Regions from separate parts of the Homo sapiens genome. Here region 1 is linked to region 2. Evidence: read pairs that join two places in POLR2A ChIA-PET (ENCODE). Cell type or tissue: OCI-LY7. All regions are shown on one strand. Links, peaks and the distances in the headings refer to the core of each region. The heading gives the core; the rest is flanking DNA.

Region 1 (4,402 bases), core at 258-4,257, 330 kb before region 2:
GGCTCACGGCTCTGCAGGCTGCACAGGAAGCGTGGCAGCTTCTGCTTCTCCGGAGACCTCAGGAAACTTCCGGTCATGTGGAAGGCAAAAGGAGAGTGAGGCGCATCACATACTCAGAGCAGAAGGAAGAAAGAGAGAGTGGGAAGGTGCTACACACTTTCTTTTTTTTTTTTTGAGACGGAGTTTCACTCTTGTTACCCAGGCTGGAATGCAGTGGCACGATCTCGGCTCACGGCAACCTCGGCCTCCCGGGTTCAAGCGATTCTCCGGCCTCAGCCTCCCGAGTAACTGGGACTACAGGCGCCCGCCACCACACCCAGCTAACTTTGTATTTTTAGTGGAGATGGGGTTTCTCCATGTTGGTCAGGCTAGTCTCGAACTCCCGACCTCAGGTGATCTGCCCACCTTGGCCTCCCAAAATGCTGGGATTACAGGTGTGAGCCACCATGTCCAGCTGCTACACACTTTTAAACAACCATATCTCACGATAACTCACTGACCAGCACAAGAGCAGCACCAAGGGGACAGTGCTAAAACATTCATGAGAAAATGTCCCCATGATCCAATCACCTCCCCCTAGGCCTCACCTCTAACACTGGGAGATTACAATTGAACATCAGATTTGAGTGGGGACACAGATCCAAACCGTATCAATGGTGATATACTATTTTATATGGGTTCGATAAGAATCTGTCCTTTTTGTAACAGAACATAATTTTAAAAATTGATTAGATAATCAAGGCTTTGACCAAAATGTTTTATTTGAGAATAAGACATGGGGGTCCATTCCAAGATGGCCGAATAGGAACAGCTCCGGTCTGCAGCTCCCAGCCTGATCGACGCAGAAGACAGGTGATTTCTGCATTTCCAACTGAGAATAAGACATAAAATCACATATGAACAGACAGTTTTGAGGAACTAAGGTTAACTTTATGGAGCCAATGCATATGAAGCCCTCCCGGAAAGTCTGCCTGGTACCTGGATTATGGAGTTCCCAGCCTTACAGGTGAGTCAGGAAGGTGACTTTCTGGCAGGCCAAAGAAACTCAGGATGTTTTTAGGACCTCAAGAAGAGAAGAACCCATCTGAATCTCTAGGCATTGCAGATAAGGCCTGGTGGTGCTTGACTTGGCTTTATAGCTTCAAGAACTCTTGAAAGCATAATCTGAGATTACTTGTAAAAAGTTCCAGCAATGCAAACTTAAATAAGCCTACCTGGTCAGTTGCCATTCTTGCTGCAATTATGCAAATAAGTAAGTCAAATATAATGAGACAAGACTTATTTTGTAAACAAGAATAATCTTACTTTGGTTAATTTGGATCAAAAAAGGGGGATGACTGTAGAAAGATATTTTATAAAAACTATAGCACCTTCTTATGGGTTATTATTCTGGTCCTGTACTTGTCTTTCAGGTTTTGTTATCTACTTGTAAATTGAACGGGATCCTGTCATCATGCACAGCTTGTCAGTCCTTACCAAATTCTCAGTTCTTCTAGTTCCCTTTACTATCTGGCTACCACTCTCCAAACTGAGGTTTTTAATTTTTCTCCCACTGTCCTGATTTGGCATCACTGAGAACTAAAACCTAACTTCCCAGATCTTTATTGTGACTGTCTAAAGAAGCCCTTCAAGATGAAGTTGGACACTTCTACACTCTGCTCGGAAAAATAACCATGACTGTGACACTGATGTCTATGCCATCACCAAGGACATTCAAACTGCAAACCAGAAAATCCATGATCTGGGATGGCCACTGCAGTCCTCACCCCATCATCTAAAGATGCCTTGACATCTAGAAATCTTCTCAACTGGCTGCCCTGCTACCAAGTTTCAGCAGGGGGCTCAGCTTGTCCTTAATGAAAAAAAGGCCACCAAATGAGAAATTGACTTATATTGTTCAAAGGAAAGAAGAATGTCTCTTTTTCCCTTGAACAAGAGGAGGGACCAAGAAAGACCCTCCCCTTGACCAAATTTTAGATGAGCTCCTCTGAGGCCTCTTTTCAACAAGCTTTGTCCTTGCATCCTGTCTTCAGCCTGCCTAGTCCAATTGTAACAAGAGTCCTGCTAAGTCAGTTTAGGGAAAATCCTCCCACCTTTGATTTCTCCTCTTAGTAATTTTCCATCCACTGACTCTTCTCCTCCCATTCTGCTCACTGGCTAAAAACCTCCAGTGGTTTTTGCTGTATTCAGAGTTGAGCTCAACCATTTCCTGTCTCCTATTGCACAGTCTTGATACCTATTGCAATAATCTTGAATAAATCTTTCTTACTGCCTTAATAAGTGTAAGAAAATCTTTTTCTTTAATACCATTCTACCCTGATATGGTTTGGCTCTGTGTCCCCACCGAAATCTCATCTTGTAGCTCCCATAATTCCCACATGTTGTTGGAGGGACCCAGTGGGAGATGGTTGAATCATGGGGGCACGTCTTTCCCGTGCTGTTTCTTGTGCTGTTCTCGTGGGTCTCAGGAGATCTGATGGTTTTAAAATGTGAGTTTCTCTGCACAAACTCTTTGCCTACTGCCATCCACGTAAGATGTGACCTGCTCCTTCTTGCCTTCCGCCATGATTGTGAGGCCTCCCCAGCCATAAGGAACTATAAGTCTATTAAACCTCTTTCTTTTGTAAATTGCTCAGCCTCAGCTATGTCTTTATCAGGAGCATAAAAACTAATACATATGCTCATTCAAGATGGATTGGATTTACCCTCCTCCCTGAAAAAAAAAAAAAAGCAAAATATATTAAATAGCAATTTTAAGGTACTGGACACCAGGCAATTAAGGATAATGATACTTTGATACTTAAGAGATGAGACATAAATAATGTCATCCATACAGTGGCCAAAATTTACTACTGTGAAAGAGTTTTGAGGCTAAGATATAGGGAGAGGGAACCCTGGTGGAGCCCCAAGGCCTCCCTGAGTTGGGGAGACAGAGTTGAAGGTTGGAAAAACCACAGCAGTGAGAACTCACAAGCAGGTTCCCAGAGAGGAGAGATTTGTGCACACAGAGTTCTAGGGTTTTGCAGAGGGACCTCCTTAAGTATTCTTCTGAGTATTGATTTGTGCATGCATGACAGAAAATTACCCAAGGCCAAAAGAACCACCTGAGTGGATTAGAAGAAACAATGTCTGATACTCGGACACAGCTAGAAATAGTACCTATTCTTACCAGCCACATTTAAGACCATGATTCATGAAGCAATAAATAGAGTACACAGAAGGGTCTTAACTTAGTAGTGGGGAATAATTATGCCTAAACTGAGCACTGCTGTAGTACCACCTAAAAAATCTTAAAAGCAAGACTTTAAGTATTCAAGTGTTGCCAAGTATCTTAACTGTATTGCAGAACAAAGCTGAAGAACACTTATAAGATTGCAAAGAACCCAAGACCCAACAAGATAAAATTATAGTGGCTGGCATCAAATAAAAAATTACTCATCATGAAAAGAAGGAGGTAAACACTAGCCATAATGAAGAGAATAATCAATAAACTGAAATCAAACCAGAACTGACACAGACAGTAGAATAAACAGAAAAGGACATTAAAACAGTTACTATAGCTGTATTCTATATGTTTAAAAGGTCAAATAGAGACATGGAAGATTTAGAAAAGACTCAAATCATCTACAGATGGAAAGTTCAATATTGAGATGAAAAAAACACTATAGGATTAGTAGCAGATTAGCTATTGAAGAAGGGGAAAAAAGTGAAATTGAAATCATAGCAAAAGACGCTACCTAAAAGGAAACTCAGAGGGAAAAAATTCTTTTAATGAACAGAGCGTCAGTGAGCTATGTAGACTAGCCAATGGAATTCACATGAAAAAGCTACTAGAACTATTAGCAAAGTTATAGGCAAAATCAATTGCATTTCTATATATTAGCAATAACCCATTGGCAATTGAAACGGAAAGAAATAATACCTTTTACAATTAGGTCAAAAATATTAAATACTTAAGAATTAATCTGACAAAACTCTGAAAGATCTATATACTGAAAACCATACAACATCGTTGAGAAAAATTAAAGAAGACCTAAACAAATAAAGAAATATACTTTGTTCATGGGAGGAAGACTCAATATTGTTAAGATGTCAGTTCTCCCCAAAATGGTCTATAAATCCAGTGCAATCCCAATCAAAATCTCAGTAGGCTTTTTTTTTTTTTTTTGGAGAAATTGATAAGCTGATTCTAATACTTTTATGGAAATGCAAGGACCTAAAATAGCCAAAACAGTTTTCAAAAAGAAGAACAAAGTTGGAGGCCTAATATGACATTATTTCAAAGCTTATTATAAAGGAACAGTAATCAAACTAGTGCAATTTTGGCATAAAGTTAGAAAAACAGATCAATGAAGCAGAAGAGAGAGTCCAGAAACAGAACTGCACATTTATGTGTTGGTGA
Region 2 (4,402 bases), core at 280-4,279:
AGGAATTTTGGAAATCATCTTATCTTGTCCCTTTCAAAATGAGGAAATTAAGGCCCAGACGAAACTAATTCCTATTCAAGGTCCTACAGCTAGTAATGGTAAAATCTTGTCTAAAAATATAGTTACTATTTTTAACTAAGAGAAAAAATACTGTAGTTCTTTATTTTTGATTTAGCTGTGTCAACCAGGAAGTTACTAATAAAAGGAATAGCATGGACTTGTGCAGCTAAGTTCTATTAGGATTATTTCAAAAAAAATTTTCAGATTGTATCACAGGAAGTTGTGTTAAAATTGTATTGACTATTATTCAGCCTAAGTGTAGGTACTGACACTTACTGACTAGCTATTTTTCTTTTAAATGTTAACTGAATAATAATGTTATAGATTACCCATTTTATAACTTTTAAAATATATCCAGATTAAAATGTTTTTGATAAAGAATATCTGCTAGTATTCTCTGTTGGACCTCTACATGCTTGATTTTAAATCTTTGTGAAAATGTATGTGAATGCTATTTAAAAAATATATAGAATGTTAGCTTTATCCTGGCTTTGAAGCAGAAGAAATATATATAAAGTCCCCCACCACCCCCAAAAAAAACCCCAAATTATATTTTTCTTCAAATAGCCATTGAACCCTTAAAAATAAATTTAGATGCTTATTTCATTACAGCTGGTAAATTCTGTTTAATTTTAAACCTTTATTATTATTATTATTATTATTATTATTATTATTATTATTTCTGAGACAGAGTCTAGCTCTGTCACCCAGACTGGAGTGCAGTGGTGTGATCTCAGCTCACTGCAATCTCTGCCTCCCAGGTTCAAGCAGTTCTCCTGCCTCAGCCTCCCGAGTAGCTGGGATTACAGGTGTGTGCCACCATACCTGGCTAATTTTTGTATTTTTAGTAGAGATAGGGTTTTGCCATGTTGGCCAGGCTGTTCTTGAACTCCTGGCCTCAAGTGATACACCCATCTCCGCCTCCCAAAGTGCTGGGATTATAGGCGCGAGCCATTGTGCCTGGCCTAATTATGTTTTTAGTAATTCATAAGTATTGACTTTCTTCTACAGTCTAAAGTAAGATTTCTTGTGTAGTTTCTCCATGGGCTACAAGGAACCTCGATTCAGAGATTTTCACTGCCACTTAACATTGCATATTAGCAAAGAAGTACCACATTGCATTAGAAACTAGAAATATTTCTAATGAAATGAACACTGGAGCAAATTTCATTTGTAACACATATTAATAAACACTGGTATGGCAAAGACCATGTAGGTGTTTAGAATTTTTTTCTCCTTATTCTTTATACTACTTTATCCAAATGAGTCTTGAGCAGCTAATCTTCTGCATCAGCAAAACTGTTGGAAGAAACTGTAGAAATCGAAGTTCAAAATTATACAGCATTTTTATTTAACATGTTTACCATGTTGATAGAACAGTTCTCATTGGATTACTTTACTTAATATAATGCTTTTTATAATGATTACATTGAAATTAATTTCATTTATTGGTTACTTTGTATGCAATAAGTTTATAATCCAGTAAGTACTTTTTCCTTTGAGTCTTACTGTGAGGAGGCATAATTAGGTTAGCTCTTATGCTAATTTAGCAGATGGTTAATAATAATTGGTGATAATGTAAAATACCCTGTGGTTCAGTGGCTAAACTGACACATTTCAATAAGCCCCTTCTCCACAGTTAGAATGAATTCTGGTGCTAATGTATTTTATTAGGACCACATTTCAGGGCAACATTGTCCACTCATGTAAGTTTAACTTCTGGATTTTATAATTTAATTATTTAAGTAACTTAAAGTTTTAATTAAAGTTAATCTTGGGAAATAGAATTTAGGAGAATATGATTACTTGTCCTACCTAAAGCATCACTAAATTTATTCTCTGTAGCTCCGAAAGTACAGAAGTCGACTTCATTCATCAAATAGTTTTTAGTCCCTACTAAGTGTCAGGCACTGTGCCCAGGCACTAGGATTACCAAGTGGTAAGTCAAAGAGACATAATGTCTGATGGCATACACTTTGTAGTCTAATGGAGGATAATACGTTAGGATAGATTTAGCTGCCATAATAAAGACCCAAAATTAAACTGGCTTAAACAAGACAGAAACCTATTTCTCCCCCAAGTAATATCTAATGTGGCTCCGTACTGTTAGGGACTAGGCTTGTTGCTTTGCTGTCCCTAAGATGTTGCCTTCTTCCATTGTCCAAGATGGCTCATACCACTGTGTCTGCATTCTAGTCAGTACAAATGGAGAAGGGGACGGTACGCCCTTTGCCTGTTAGAGGATCACTTAGAAGTGGCATACTTTCCTTCTCACGTCCCATTGGCCAGACTTAGCAGCCACACCCTGCTGTAGAGGAGCCTGGGAAATGTAGTCTTTGTTCTGGATGGCCTCCAATCTAGCTAAAAAATTGGGATTCTGCTTCTACAGAGGGAGAGAACAAATATGGAGGAAGAGCCCCTGTAATACAGAGGAAACATGTCAAACTAATCACATAAATCAACCTAAAATTGTAAGTCTATAAAGAGAAAAAGAGTATGTAGGGGGAATTTGATGTAGAGAGGGAAATCAAGGAAGCCCTCTCTGAGAAAGAATTTACAGAAGAGTAAAGCCAGAGGGCATGAGGACAGTGTGGTGTTAGAAGAATCCCAAAATATCATTAAAAATACAGTTTATTGCGTAACTTTGAGGTATCTAAACTGACGGCAGTTCATAAACATTTTTGCTCATGTCAAGATAATATTGCATGGTAGTTCTTAGTAGCTTCATTTTGCAAATGAGAAAATTGAAGCTTTAGGGACTTGTCCTAAGGCTGCACAACCAAGGCTTTTTTAAGCAGTTACATGTGCTAAAAATTTCCATTTTCTTTTTTATTCCTTAAAGCAACTCCAAAAGGTAGCTGCTATTATTATTCCTGTTTAGCAGCTGGGAAATGTTAAGGTTTAGATTTGACCAAAGCCATAGAGCTGGCAGATGGCAAAGCCAAAACTGACACTGACCTGTCTCTGACTCCAGCCCCCGTGCTTGCTGCCTTTCTATTGTGCATGGCCTTCATGCCCAGTGCCTTGTAGTCTCAGAGGCTGTATTCTTAGAGCTGGAGTCAGGCTCAATATGAACTAGACACTTTCTGGTAATTAAAACCATTAAAAAAAATGAATTAATGACTTTTTTTTTTTTTTTTTTTGAGATGGAGTCTCACACTGTCACCCAGACTGGAGTGCAGTGGCACCATCTTGGCTGACTGCAATCTCCGCCTCCTGGGTTCAGGTGATCTTCCTGCCTCGGCCTCCTGAGTAGCTGGGACTTATAGACACCTGCCACCACGCCTGGCTAATTTTTATGGTTTTAGTAGAGACTGGGTTTTACCATGTTGGCTAGGCTGGTCTCAAACTTCTGACTTCAAGTAATCTGCCCGCCTTGGCCTCCCAAAGTGCTGGGATTACAGGCATGAGCCACCACGCCTGATCAGAAATTAATGACTTTTTAACTCATAGATGATATATAAAGAGATGCTTATTGCTTATAGAAAAATTTTAAAACAAAAAATATAAATTATTTGCATTTTACTTGTGTTTTTAGTATGTGTGTAAAGCACTTCAAGAGTTATACGGTGTTAATTGCTCAGCTGAAGATGTTTTGAACTTGGATTCTAGCACTGATGAAAAATTCAGCCGGCATTTAATATTTCAGCTCCATGATGTGGCATTTAAAGATAATATTCATGTTGGTAAGTACACGGCTTTTTAAAAATCATGGAGTTGTATTCAAAACTCATATGTTCTTATTCCTCTTAAAATTTTGTGTGTACTTATCAAGTTTTATGGTCATTAACTTATCCTAAAAAATGCGATGTAGGCTGAGTGCAGTGGCTCACACCTGCAATTCTAGCACTTGGGGAGGCCATGGTGGGCGGCTCACTTGAGGCTAGGAGTTTGAGACCAGCCTGGCCAAGCTGGCAAAACCCTGTCTCTACTAATTAGCCGGGCATGGTGGTGCATGCCTGTAGTCCCAGCTACTCGGGATGCTGAGGCACAAGGATTGCTTGAACCCAGGAGGCAGAGGTTGCAGTAAGCCAGGATCACACCACTGCACTCCAGCCTAGGCAACAGAGTGAGACCCTGTCTCAAAAAAAATAATGGCAATGTGTTTCTTCATGTTTTCAAGATGTTCCCTTAGCTTTGGACCTGTCTTTCTGTTCTAGACACATCAACCTATTCAGGACATCTTTGGCATTTGCATCTCTAATCCTAGATACTGGGATGGCCATCCATGTCCAGATAGTGGTTTCTGCTCCAACATGATTTATTTCAGTTTCCTGGAAAGTGCATGAGAGGCCTTTCCATTTCAAGCCTTATCTGCAATCTCATTTCTGGATTTCTGACC

What was found. Peaks named below come from ENCODE experiments on the same cell type or tissue, not always from the same donor. Only the 100,000 strongest peaks of a DNase experiment are listed, where the experiment ranks them.
Region 1: POLR2A ChIA-PET joins it to region 2 with 7 read pairs; 2 of 35 experiments call an interaction of 5 or more read pairs at or near these places.

Annotation. Positions count from the first base shown.
Region 1 is chr4:184,333,549-184,337,950 of GRCh38, forward strand. No RefSeq gene overlaps it. Among named protein-coding and RNA genes, the nearest start is that of LINC02363, 18 kb to the right of the region's middle. In OCI-LY7, for the core only: a CTCF peak has its summit at 1,851; a DNase peak (open chromatin) is centred at 1,843.
Region 2 is chr4:184,662,319-184,666,720 of GRCh38, forward strand. It overlaps PRIMPOL (primase and DNA directed polymerase), which reads left to right. Exons shown (of 14, transcript NM_152683.4): 6 at 3,599-3,746. Among named protein-coding and RNA genes, the nearest start is that of PRIMPOL, 15 kb to the left of the region's middle. In OCI-LY7, for the core only: no CTCF peak of the experiment used is centred there; a DNase peak (open chromatin) is centred at 2,343.